Regions from separate parts of the Homo sapiens genome. Here region 1 is linked to region 2. The links are chromatin contacts, found by Hi-C or POLR2A ChIA-PET in ENCODE. All regions are on one chromosome and are shown on one strand. The core of a region is the stretch at or near the end of the contact, and the rest is flanking DNA. Distances in the headings are between cores, read along the strand shown.

Region 1 (6,522 bases), core at 2,650-5,149, 500 kb after region 2:
CGAAACTCCACCTCAAAAAAAAAAAAAAAGTAATTGGATCACTGGTTGTTTGGGTAGAAGATGGACTGGAAGGGGTGTCTTCCTGAAGTCAGGAGAAAGCACTGTGTAGATTGGAAAGTCATTGGAATAAAAGTGGTAGCTGGCACTTGCTGGGCGTGGTGACTCATACCTATAGTCCCAGCACTTTAGGAGACTGAGGCAGGCAGATCACCTGAGTTCGGGAGTTCAAGACCAGCCTGGCCAACATGGTGAAACCCCATCTCTACTAAAAATACAAAAATTAGCCGGGTGTGGTGGTGCACGCCTGTAATCCCAGCGACATGGAAGGCCGAGGCAGGAGAATCGCTTGAACCCAGGAGACAGAGGTTGCAGTGAGCCTAGATCATGCCACTGCACTCCAGCTTGGGAAACAGAGTGAGACTCTGTCTCAAAAATAAAAAACAAAAGTGGTAGCTGAAGCTATGTGTGTGGCTGAGAGAGGATCCAGGGAGAATGTGTTGAGTTATAAAGGGAAGAAGGGGATACTGTGACTTAAGGGATGAGCAGCACCCTCAAAAGAGACAGAAGAATTAGGACAATAGAAGAAAAACCAGGAGAGGCCGGGCATGGTGGCTCATGCCTGTAATCCTAGCACTTCGGGAGGCCGAGGTGCGCGGGTCACCTGAGGTCAGGAGTTCACCAGCCTGACCAACATGGTGAAACCCCATCTCTACTAAAAATACAAAAATTAGGTGTGGTGGCGGGTGCCTGTAGTTCCAGCTACATGGGAGGCTGAGGCAGGAGAATCGCTTGAACCTGGGAGGCAGAGGTTGCAGTGAGCCAAGATTATGCCACTGCACTCCAGTCTGGGTGACAAAGTGAGAGTCCGTCTCAAAAAAAAAGAAAAACCAGGAGAGAGTGAAGTCACAGGAACCAAAGGAGGAGAAAGTTTAAAAAAAGTTTGAACCAAAAGAGTTCTAAAGAGAAATCACCTAAGATAATGAAGAATCCTGAAGGCAACATTCAGGAGTAGTGAGAGTGGAAGCCAGATCTCAGAGGGTTTAGAAGGAAAGGGAGGTAAAGCAGGGATAGCAGAGGCTCACAGCTGTGCTGTAGCCTTAGGTTGGGTCTGTTGGCTTCACAAAAGAAAATGTTTTAAAACCATAAATAATATCTGTGCTGTCAGGGAGATCACAGTCCATCAGAAGACTTCATGTTCCTAACATACACTGAAGAGCTGTCCTTGGGGTGGGCATGGGAGGGAGATCTCTAGGGAAGGGGCAGGATCAGAAACAGCAAGGATTGACTGGGTCCTTTGAACCCACTCCCTTAGACTGCAGTGTCTGTCTGCTGGGTGCATCTCGTGGGATACTATGACTGGCATTCTGAGGGCAAGAAATATCCTGGTCAGAGATGTGTTTTCTCTATCAGATTAAGACATATCAACATGCTGCTCTGTTCCATAAGTCTCCAGTCTTCTCTTGATTCTGTACAGCTTTTTTCTAAATCAAAAATGAATGACAATTCATCAAGCTTTGAATGACAAAAGAAGGGACAGGTTGATCCAATCTAGGAATGACAGTATAGGAAGCTGAGAAGGTCGGCTGGGCATGGTGGCTCACACCTATAATCCCAGCACTTTGGGAGGCTGAGGCAGGAGGATCACTTGAAGCCAGGGGTTTGAGACCAGCCTGGGCAATATAGTGAGACCCTGTGTCTACAGAAAAAAAAATTTAAAAACAGCTGGGAGTGATGGCACATGCCTGTAGTCCTAGCTACTCGGGAGGCTGAGGCAGGAGGATCGCCTGAGCCCAGGAGTTTGAGGCACAGTGAGCTATGATTGCACCACTGCATCCCAGCCTGGGCAAAAAGTGAGATCCTGTCTCTAAAAAAAATTAAAGTAGGCCAGGTGTGGTGGCTCATGCCTGTAATCCCAGCACTTTGGGAGGCTGAGGTGGGGAAATCATTTGAGGCCAGGAGTTCGAGACCAGCCTGGCCAACATGGAGAAACCCCATCTCTACTAAAAATACAAAAATTAGCTAGGCATGGTGGCGCACGCCTGTAGTCCCATCTACCCGGGAGGCTGAGGCACAATAATCGCTTGAACCTGGAAGGCGGAAGTTGCAGTAAGCTGAGATCACGCCACTGCACTCCAGCATGGGTGACAAAGTGAGACTCTGTCTCAGAAAAAAGTAAATTAAAAAATAAAAATAAAAAAGGCAGCTGAGACGGCTCTTTGAGATACTGAGCAGCAGAATCAAGATTTAAAGGGATCTTACTGAATCTTGAAAGAACAAAACTAATAAAGCAGAGACCAATGTGAAGTTTGATATGTAACCTGCACTTGAGTTGATTTGGGATATTTGATTGCAAACTCAGATTGAGTCAGCAGTTGGTAGAGCTTCCAAAAAGTTAAGATGACTGGATTCATTCATAGACTCCAGAAAGAAAGAGTGGATAGTCTCTCACTCCTCCGAACCAGTGAGTGCTCAGTGGTATTCCATTGAGTTCTGGGTACCACATCTTAAGAAGGAACTGAGGAACTGGGGGACTGGGGCTATTTAACCTAGAGAAAAACTGACTCGGGTGAATACGGTCTCTGTCTCTGGTTTTCTTAATGAATGTCACATAGAAAAGTGAGAAAACTTATTCTGTGTATTCCCTGAGGGTAGAACTAAGACCCATTCCCCACAGGGGCCCCCTTCTTACCTGATCTTATTCCTCTGCCTCAGTCTGTATCCTGGGAACTTAGCAGAGAGGAGTTTTAAAAGGGTAGGAATAAGCAGTCTAATTCAGACATACTTTGTATAGGGGGTATAATAATGCTGTGGTTGGGATGACCTAATCCGATAGCCAGAGTCAGCTCAGCCTTGAAAACTGATACTTAAATAGGCGGAAAGGAAGGACACATTCCTGATGGGAAAAGCAGTGGGCTTCATGACAGGGATGGACTGGGAAGAGTAGGGTCAGTGGGGGCAGGTGTGGAAGTCTGAAGGGAGAGCAGCCTAGCTCGTAGCAGGTGTGGGCAACTAGCTCACTGAGAAGATTAGACTTTATTCTGGGAGATAAAATTTGTATCTCAGAAGCTAGTTGGTGTATGTAAGAAGCTTCTGGTTGTAGTGAGACTGGCTTGAATCAAGAGTGACCGTGGAGATTCCCTCATTTAACAGATGGTTTTTCACTCCATACTGTGTGCCAGCCTCTGTTCCAGGCATTATGGATCCAGCAGTGAACAATATAAAATCCCCACTTTTCTGGAGCTCTTAGGAGCAGTAATGGACAATAAACACATTAAAAGGACAACTTTTAATTGCTGGAAAGTTCAACAATGCTGAAAAGAAAATGAAACAGGGTAATGGGATAGAGAGCAACTTGCCAGAGGGGCTGACGTAGTCAGAGAAGGTCTTATTGAGGGGGTGATATTTGAGCTGATGCCTGAATGGTGAGAAGATTCAGACAGAAAGAAAAGCAGGTGCAAAAGGCCCGGAGATGTTCATGCATCTGGTGTGTTTAAGGACGGGGAAGTGTGGCTGGAGCACAGTGGGCCAGGGAGAATGCAGAGTCTGTGTAAGCAGTGACTGGGTATAGCAGGAGGGTGGAGCTTGAAAGTGTCCCCTGGGAGTGATTCAGAAGCACCTCCCTAATGGGATTGTGGTCCCCATCCCCTCTGACTCTTTGATGTAAATAAGATGAGGGATAGGAAAACCTGGCCTGATACAATTTCACATGTAGTACAATGTGGTAAAAAGAACAGTGGCTCTGAAATCAGACTCTGGGTTAGGCAGAATTCTAGCTCTGCCACTTCCTAGTTGTTTGACCTTGAGCAAGTGCTTTAATCTGTCTACATTTCACATTTCCTAATATGTCAAGTAAGAGAACTAATTCCCGCCTCGCAGAGCTACTGAGCCCCACTGCTGGTGAGCTTTCACCAGGGCTTTAGGCCGGGTGCGTGCTTATAGCGCCATCTTACGTTTATTCGGAGATCTACAGTGTTTTGTTGGAAGTGCAGTCCATCCACTGTCCCACTCCAGTGTCCTGGAGTTTTGTGTTTAGTTCTGAGCACCACGTTTTGAAGGACATTGACCTGAAGACTGCCTGAAAGAACAGGAGAGGCCCAGCCTTGGGGAACATACCTCCGTTCAGGGGGAGCAAATGTGGACTCTGAGGTTCCAATGCCAGGATCGTGAAAAGAGTGGGAGTGGGGGTAGATACAGATAACAGGTAGGCTGCAAGTAAAGAAATATCTTACTATGGTTCGATATGCTCAGGAATGAAATGTGCTGGCATGATTGGAGATGGGATAATGAGCAAAAGCTTGAAGTCAGTAACATCTGAAACATTTTCATCACTGAAAATGTGTGTGACTGTGACTCCAAGACTTAGAAACAAAGAAAATGGTTCTGCCATTGATAGAAATGGAAGTCATCGGAAAAAAGGAGAAAGGTGATGGATAAGCGGTTATAGCACATTTTAAGTGAAAGCAGAACTATAAAGCAGAATGATCTGGAGATGAAGAGGAAGGTCCAGGCTAAAGCTGTGGGTTTGGGAGTCATCCCGTAGAAGTCTGAACTCAAAACTTCTCAAGAAATAAAGTGTAAGGTGAGATGCAAGAGTTGAGCCTTAAGATACACTCACCTTTGGAGTCAAGAAAATGAAGAGGGACTGAACAGCAGAGAGGTACAAGACAGTCCAGCACCATAAAAGCAATAGGAAGCGTTTTACAAAAGAGGGGAGCAGTGTCCCATTCCACGAACTTCTACCCCATTCAATTCCTGCCAGCCAGGTCCCTGCCCCTCTCCCCTCTCCCATCTCTGCTTCTGGGTTTTCTCTCATATGGGTTTCAGTGTCTGTCTACTGATTTCTTCTCCATCCCTTTGCTACAGGGGGTGGCACCGAGAGCCGACCAGTCCTTCGCTACAGCAAGGAACAGAGGCCAACCACACTGCCCATCCAGCCCTTCGTGTTCCAGCACCACTTCCCCAAGCAGCTGGCCAAGGCCCGGGCCCTCCACAGCCTTTCCCAGCTCTACAGCCTCTCAGGCTGCAGCCGTACACAGCAGCCTGCCCCACTGGCTGCCCCTGCTGCTCAAGTCTCAGTCCCAGCTCCCTCAGGGGAACCGCAGGCATCCACTCCCCGAGCCACTGGCAGAGGTGCCAGGAAAGCTGGGTCTGAGCCAGAGACCTCTCGGCCATCGCCCCTGGGCAGCTACTCCCCCATCCGGAGTGTTGGCCCCTTTGGGCCCAGCACTGACTCTTCTGCCTCCACTTCGTGCTCCCCTCCCCCAGAGCAGCCCACAGCCACAGAAAGCCTGCCCCCATGGAGCCACTCCTGTCCTTCTGCTGTCCGGCCTGCCACCTCCCAGCAGCCGCAGAAGGAGGATCAGAAGATACTGACCTTGACTGAGTACCGGCTCCATGGAACAGGAAGCTTGCCGCCTCTGGGCTCCTGGCGATCTGGCCTCAGCCGAGCAGAGAGCCTGGCCCGGGGAGGTGGTGAGGGCAGCATGGCCACCAGGCCCAGTAATGGTACGAGCTCCAGCATCTCCCTACCCAACCCGCCACCTCACGCAAGCACTTCCACCACCTCCCCTTTGAGTGGTTGCTTACACTCTCACCTGGGGCCAGAGGTTAGGATGTCTGCATCCCTCCCTCAGCATCTGTAGATAATATCCACAGATAATCTAGTGTTTCATATGGGCCCACTGGGTGGATGTGAAACTCTGTCTCGCTGTCTCCTGCCAACTCTTGTCTTTCTGCTAATCTGTTCTGCTTCCAGCCAACCACCTATCCCCTCAAGCCCTCAAGTGGCGGGAATACAGGAGGAAGAACCCACTAGGGCCACCTGGTTTGTCAGGGAGCCTAGACCGAAGATCACAAGAAGCTCGGCTGGCCCGAAGAAACCCTATCTTTGAGTTCCCTGGCTCCCTCAGTGCTGCCAGCCATCTGAACTGCCGGCTGAATGGTGTGTGAGCAGGGTCCCCAGTACACCCGGGGCAGGCTCTGCCATGGCTGGAAAGGGCTAGAGAAGGGGTCAGTCCCAAAGGAACGTGTCTCAGACGGTACGAGGCACTGAACTGGCCTGGAACTCCTGCACTGAGAGTTGCTCAGGATTGATTTTTCTCTTCTTTCCAGGCCAAGCAGTGAAGCCGTTACCACTGACCTGCCCTGACTTCCAGGACCCCTTTTCCTTGACGGAGAAGCCTCCAGCTGAGTTTTGTCTGTCCCCAGATGGCAGCTCAGAGGCCATTTCCATTGACCTGCTTCAGAAAAAAGGTGCATACAACCCCCAGCTCAGGCCAGGGACTCTGCTGTCACTACCTCCTCACACTTGCCCTACTACCTAGCCAGTCTGAAACCTCTAAGTGCTGGCTGGGCCCAGTGGCTCACGCCTGTAATCCCAGCACTTTGGGAGGCCAAGGCAGGTGGATCATGAGGTCAGGAGTTCGAGGCCAGCCTGGCCAACATGGTGAAACCCCATCTCTACTAAAAACACAAAAAAAAATTAGCTGGGTGTTGTGGTGGGCGCGTGTAATCCCAGCTACT
Region 2 (6,954 bases), core at 4,455-6,954:
ACTTGGTATGCCAAGACCTGAAGCCAAACCAGGGGGAAGGTGGGGATGTGGAGACAAGAAATGGAAATTCTAATAAACTAGCTGAATTAGATAAATCCCATTCATGTCTTCTTTGGAATCTAGGGTACTGAAAATGTCAATTCCCAATTCTGCTACAGCCATAGCCCCTCAGTTTCAAGTCCCAGTAGAGCACTCAGGATTCTGCAGGCTTAACTCTTTTGTGGATCTTCACAGATGATCACATCTGGAGTCCACACATCCCTACTCTATAGGGTGAGGCTACAGGGCCAGGTCAGCATAGCCCAAAGCCGCCCTTGAGAGGGAACGACTTCACAGCATGTGAACAAAAAACTACATCCATTCACACGAGCACAGGTCATCTGAGTCTAGGCAACTGTGCTTTGTCCTGGGTATTGTTCTCTTCTTCATCCACTTGACCTGTAAGTTCTCCACGTATCTTTCTGACCATTTCTTCTCAGCCCTCTGCTCTTTTCTCTCCCTGGGTCAGCTCATCCATCTCCAAGGCCATGAAAACAAGTGTCTTTTAATACGTCTAGTAACCGTCTGGATTTCTATAATCACCGGGTCATATCCTCTACCCATTTTCTAATGCACTATTTGTTGGACATTGTATTAGTCAATGTATTACAGTTTTCTACTGCTGCTGTAACAAATTACCACAAAACAAATTTATTTTGTCAGAAGTCTGACACGGAGCCTGGGTGCAGTGGCTCACATCTGTAATCCCAACACTTTGGGAGGCTGAGATGGGCTGATAGCATGAGCCCAGAAGTTTGAGACCAGCCTGGGCAACATGACAAAACCCTGTCTCTACAAAAAAAAAAAAACAAAAAAACCACAAAAATTAGCTGGGCATGGTGGTGCATGCCTATAGTCCCAGCTACTGGGCAAGGTGAGGTGGGAGGATCACCTGAACCAGAGAGGTCAAGGCTACAGTGAGCCACTGCACCACTACATGCCAGCCTGGGCAAAAGAGACCCTGTCTCCTCCCCGCAAAAAAAGTCTGACACATGTCTCACAGGGCTAAAATCAAGGGGTTGGCAGGCCTACATCCTTTTCTCTAGGCTCTGGGTAGGATTCACTCCTTGCCTTTCCCAGTTTCTAGAGGCTGCCCACATTCCTTGGTTACTGACCCCCTTCTTCTATCTTTAAAGCTAGCAAAGGCAAGTCAAGTTCTTCTCACATTGTATCACTCTGACCTCTTCTGCCTCCCTCTTCCACTTTTTTTTTTTTTTTTTTTTTTGAGATGGAGTCTCGCTCTGTCTCCCAGGCTGGAGTGCAGTGGCACGAACTCGGCTCACTGCAAGCTCCGCCTCCCAGGTTTTATGCCGTTCTCCTGCCTCAGCCTCCCGAGTAGCTGGGACTACAGGTGTGCACCACCTACGCCGGGCTAATTTTTTTGTATTTTTAGTAGAGACAGGGTTTCACCATGTTAGCCAGGATGGTCTCGAACTCCTAACCTCGTGATCCGCCCGCCTTGGCCTCCCAAAGTGCTGGGATTACAGGCGTGAGCCATTTTTTTTTTTTTTTTTTTTGAGACAGAGTTTCACTCTTATCACCCACGCTGGAGTGCAATGGCACAATCTCGGCTCACTGCAACCTCTGCCTCCTGTGTTCAAGTGATTCTCCTGCCTCAGCCTCCTGAGTAGCTTGGATTACAGGCATGCGCCACCACGCCTGGCTAATTTTGTATTTTTAATAGAGATGGAGTTTCTCCATGTTGGTCAGGCTGGTCTCAAACTCCTGACCTCAAGTGATCCACCCGCCTCGGCCTCCCAAAAAGTGCTGGGATTACAGACATGAACCACTGCGCCCGACCCTACCTCTTCCACTTTTAAGGACCCTTATGATTACACTGGACAAAGCTGAATAATCCAGGACACCCTTCCAATTTAAAGTCAGTTGATAGCCAGGCGCAGCAGTGGCTCATGCCTTAACAGTCCCAGCATTTCAGGAGGCCAGGGCAGCTGGATCGTTTGCGGCCAGGAGTTCAAGACCAGTCTGGCCAATATGGCAAAACCCCATCTCTACTAAAAATACAAAAATTAGCCTGGCATGGTATGTGTGCCTGTAATCCCAGCTACTCCGGAGGTTGAGGCAGGAGAATCGCTTGAACCCAGGAGGCGGAGGTTGCCAAGATCATGTCACTGCACTCCAGCCTTGACGACAGAGCAAGACCCTGTCTCTAAATAAATAAATGAAGTCAGTTGATTAGCAACCTTAATTCCACCTGGAACCTTAATGCCCCTTTTTCCATGTGAAATAATATATACATAGGTTCCAAGGATTACGACGTGGGCATCTTGAGGGCCATGATCCTGCCTACAGAGATAGTGACCCAAACTATTATGTATGTTCCAAATATTTTCTTCCAATTTGTATCTTATTGGCTAATTTTATGGTGACTTCTATTGTATCAAAGAAAAATTTTTTTATGTAGTTAAATCTACCAACACTTTACTTCATGACTTCTAAAACATTTTCTCCTGGCACTTTGATAATTTTGCATATTTATGTTTTAGATTACCGATTTTTATGGTATGAGGTGATAATCTAACCTTCCCCAAAATCATGTCCAATTTACCAATACCATTTTTTAAAAATAGAATGTCTTGAGCCCATTCCATTAAATATGGTGTATTGTAAAAACATGAGTCATTTCTAAGCATCTCTAGGCTTCAGGTCCCCATATTCAACAGCATACCAGACATTATCTCATATTTGACTTGTCCAAAAACGTATTTTCCCTTTAACTTTTTCCTCCAACACGCCCATTCCTATCAAAATGCATGACATCCACCTAAATACTTAAGCTTTGACTCTTCCTTCCTCCCTGATCTAAGCCATCACCAAATCTTGTCAGCCAGGCTCAGTGGCTCATGCGTGTAATCCCAGCACTTTGGCAGGCCGAGGTAGGAGGATCATTTGAGGTCAGGAGATCGATACCAGCCTGGGTGGTACCCCATCTCTACTAAAAACACAAAAATTAGCCGGGTGTGGTGGTGTGCACCTGTAATCCCAGCTACTTGGGAGGCTGAGGCAGAAGAATTGTTTGAACCAGGAGGCGGAGGTTGCAGTGAGCTGAGATCATGCCACTGCACTCCAGCCTGGGCAATAGAGCAAGACTCCATCTCAAAAAAACAAAACAAAACAAAACAAAACTTGTCAATTATACCTATGAAATGTATTTCAAATCCATCTTCCCCTCTCCATTTCCACCATCACTATTGTCTTAGTCATTATTTCTCACTAAATTGGTTGCTCTATTCCTTCTAATCCATCCTGCACATGGCTACAATTCTCTGGAGATCAACTGCCCCGATCTCTTCAACAAGTGTCATAAAAGTTTGAGTAAAAGGCTAGGGGTGGTGGTACATACTTATAAGCCCAGCTACTTGGGAGGCTGAGGCAGGAGAATCCCTTGAGCCCAGGATGTAGTGTGCCATGACGATTGGGAACCGAATGATGCTAAGTTTGGCATCAATAATGGTGACCTTCCAGAAGTGGGGGACCACCAGTGCCTAAGAAGGGGTGAACTGGCCCAGGTGGGAAACACAGCAGATAAAATTCCTGCACAGATCAGTAGCGATATAGCACCCGTAAATAGCCACTACACTCTTAGCCTGAGCAACAGAACGAAACCCTGTCTCTTATTTTTCAAAGTTTGAATAAAGGAATCTAACAGATGCCAACTTGTGGACCTAGGTTAGATATTGGTTTGGTCCAAATAGCTGTGAATGATATTTGGGTCGCTTGGGGGAAACTCCGAATATGGTATGGGTATCTAGTTTGGTTCTTGACCTCTAGAATTTTGCTTTTAGGGACAGGGTCATGCTCTGTCACCCAGGCTAGGGTGCAGTGGTGTAATCACAGCTCACTGCAGCCTCTAACTCCTGGGCTTAAGTGATCCTCCTGCCTCAGCCTCCTGAGTAGCTAGGACTACAGCTGTGTACCACCATGCCCAGCAAACTTTTTTTTTTATTTTTTGTAGAAATGAGGACTCACTCTTGTTGCCCAGACTGGTCTCAAACTCCCGGCCTCAACCAATCCTCCTGTCTCGACCTCTCAAAGTGCTGGGATTATAGGCATGAGCCACCATCACCACGCTCAACCAAGAACATTTACATAAAGGGAAAGGTAAAGATACTGACCAAGGCCGGGCACGGTGGCTCACATCTGTAATCCCAGCACTTTGGGAGGCCGAGGCGGTGGTGGATCACGAGGTCAGCAGATCGAGACCATCCTGGCTAACATGGTGAAACCCTGTCTCTACCAAAAATACAAAAAAATTAGCCGGGCTTGGTGGTGGGTGCCTGTAGTCCCAGCTACTAGGGAGGCTGAGGCAGGAGAATGGCGTGAACCCAAGAGGTGGAGCTTGCAGTGAGCCGAGATCTCACCACTGGACTCTAGCCTGGGCAACACAGCAAGACTCCATCTCAAAAAAAAAAAAAAAAAAGATACTGACCAAAACGAAAAAGTTATAATGCAGTATGATCTCAATTTGGGTTTAAAAATACCACATGTATAGACACGTACACATACACAAAAAAGATCCAGAAACATATGCACTAAAGTTATTAAAACAGTGATGACCTCTGGTTATTGGAAATATTTTTTTAATTTTGCTTATATTTTTACCAATTTCTTTCTTAGACAGGGTCTCATTCTGTCACCCAGGCTGAAGTGCAGTGGTAAGATCACTGTTCACTGTGGCCTCTACCTCCTGAGCTCAAGTGATCTTCCTACCTCAGCCTCCCAAGTAGCTAGGACTACCAGCACACACAACCATACCCAGCTAATTTTTGTATTTTTTGTAGAGATGAGGTCTTACCAAGTTGCCCAGTCTGGTCTCAAACTCCCAAGCTAAAGCGATCTGCTTGCCTTGGCCTCCCAAAATGCTGGGATTACCAGTGTGAGCCACCACGCCCTGGCCTATTTTTCTAAATTTCTACAATGCACATTACTGCTTCTATAAAAATAAAAGGTTATTTAATGTAAAGTGTCTACGCATAACCACGTACATGTGATTGACAATATTGTACTGTACACTTGGAAACCGTTGGATGAATTATTTGGATTTTTTTTTTTTTGCCACAAGAAATAAATTGAATTATTTAACGCTGAAGCCTATGTCACTTTCTTGCCTGAATCCTCCAGATGACCCACACCTGTAAGAAAGTTCAGTCCTGGCATTTGAGGGTCTTCACAACATGGTTCCTGATCTCTCCAAATTTACCCCAGGACTCTTGTTGCTAGTCTAACTTTAAGCTTTATGAGCAAGTGCTGTACTTTCTGACCTGTGCCTCAAACTGTTCTCCTCCACTTCTCCACATCAAGTTTCCCACCTTCCTTTAAGGCCTAGAAACCGTATTTTACATGGCATTGCCTTCCTTGCAGCCCCATTAACACTGTGTGCCTTGTTGATAGCTTCTGTTTCCTGATAGTAAGGCTTTAACATGAGGTTCTCTGAGGTCAAGCTCAAATTCTCAATCCAGTGCTCTTTCCACTCTATCATATTCCCTCTACTCTGTATATTTGGTTGAGAATCAGCCAGTCAGAAGGTACATGCTGCTTCCTTGATTCCTCTCACTAGTGTCACTGTTCTGTTCCAAAGCTTTATTTAGCTCAAACCTGTCAACAGGGTCTGAGTCCAAAACTCACCACCTGCTGGCCAAGGGTGGAACTAAAGGTACTTTTCCCTCTCCCACTACTATGGTCTCCAAAGACAATGCAATTCTGAATTTCCATTTTACATGGGAACGTGAGTTCACACTTATCTGAGTAGCTTTATAAAAAAAAAAATCCAAATCCTATATTAAGTATTTTAAAGCTCCTAGTGGGTTGTGGGGCTGAGCAAGGGTTAGCAAACCATTTGACACTTGCCACAGTTCAGCTGAAATGGAAGACCTGCATCCTTCACGGGCATTGTGTCCACTGAACTTTCAGGGGAATTTGTAGGATCAGTACCTTAGATCGATCTATCTAGATATATATAGATAGATCGATTTTTTTTTTTTTTTTTGAGACGGAGTCTCCATCTGTCGCCCAGGCTCACTGCAAGCTCCGCCTCCCGGGTTCATGCCATTCTCCTGCCTCAGCCTCCCGAGTAGCTGGGACTACAGGTGCCTGCCACCACCCAGCTAATTTTTTGTATTTTTAGTGTAGACGGGGTTTCACTGTGTTAGCCAGGATGGTCTCGATCTTCTGACCTCGTGATCCACCCGCCTCAGCCTCCCAAAGTGCTGGGATTACAGACGTGAGCCACCGCGCCTGGCCAAATATAAACATAGTTTAAGACATTAGATATGTTGTTCCATCTTTGTTTTTGCCTCTATGGCATACTGCTGGTCCTCTATTTGATACCACATTCTTGGTCTGAAACCCAACCTCTAATCGCAGTGTTTACCCTATATAAAGTGATCAGCTACGGTAAGATCACATTCCAGTTTCTTTCTAGGTATAATGTGAGGGGAAAGATGGACTGCCTATACAATTTGCCTCTTGGTTTAAGTATGCAGGCTTCCACAGTTTAGAAAGCATTTTTCAATCATTTTGTCAGACTAAGAAACTTGAGGCCCCAAAAGAGCTATCACCTTGTTCACAGCTATACAGGTATAACTGGCAACTCACATGTAGAAGAATGAAACTGGATCCTCATCTCTTACCTTATACAAAAATCAACTCGAGGCCTGGTGCAGCAGCTCATGCCTGAAATCCCAGCACTTTGGGAGGCTGAGGTGGGTGGATCATCTGAGGTCAGGAGTTTGAGACCAGCCTGGCCAACATGGGTGAAACCCCATCTCTACTAAAAATACAAAAATTAGCCAGAGGTGTGGTGGTGCATGCCTGCAATCCCAGCTACTTGGGAGGCTTGAAGCAGGAGAATCACTTGAGCCCGGGAGGCAGAAGTTGCACTGAGCTGAGATGGAGTAC

Evidence for each region. Hi-C counts contacts between places; a loop is a spot of excess contacts on that map. ChIA-PET counts read pairs that join two places held with the same protein, here RNA polymerase II (POLR2A). Pooled maps may share reads with other maps.
Region 1: a loop to region 2 is called in a pooled map, with 4 times the contacts of the local background. The contact joins two enhancer-like sites. A Hi-C loop is called at or near these places in 2 of 50 pooled maps. POLR2A ChIA-PET finds 5 or more read pairs at or near these places in 2 of 52 experiments (activated CD4-positive, alpha-beta T cell and endothelial cell of umbilical vein).

Annotation. Positions count from the first base shown.
Region 1 is chr9:35,550,197-35,556,718 of GRCh38, forward strand. It overlaps RUSC2 (RUN and SH3 domain containing 2), which reads left to right. Exons shown (of 12, transcript NM_014806.5): 3 at 4,864-5,505; 4 at 5,756-5,941; 5 at 6,112-6,252. Among named protein-coding and RNA genes, the nearest start is that of CIMIP2B, 10 kb to the right of the region's middle. Within about 2 kb of position 3,900, at least 21 of the 41 ENCODE cell types and tissues checked have a DNase peak (open chromatin) inside an H3K27ac peak, as active enhancers do.
Region 2 is chr9:35,045,892-35,052,845 of GRCh38, forward strand. It overlaps SPATA31G1 (SPATA31 subfamily G member 1), which reads left to right. Exons shown (of 2, transcript NM_203299.4): 2 at 1-95. It also overlaps the pseudogene RN7SL338P. Among named protein-coding and RNA genes, the nearest start is that of SPATA31G1, 7.1 kb to the left of the region's middle. Within about 2 kb of position 5,705, at least 2 of the 41 ENCODE cell types and tissues checked have a DNase peak (open chromatin) inside an H3K27ac peak, as active enhancers do.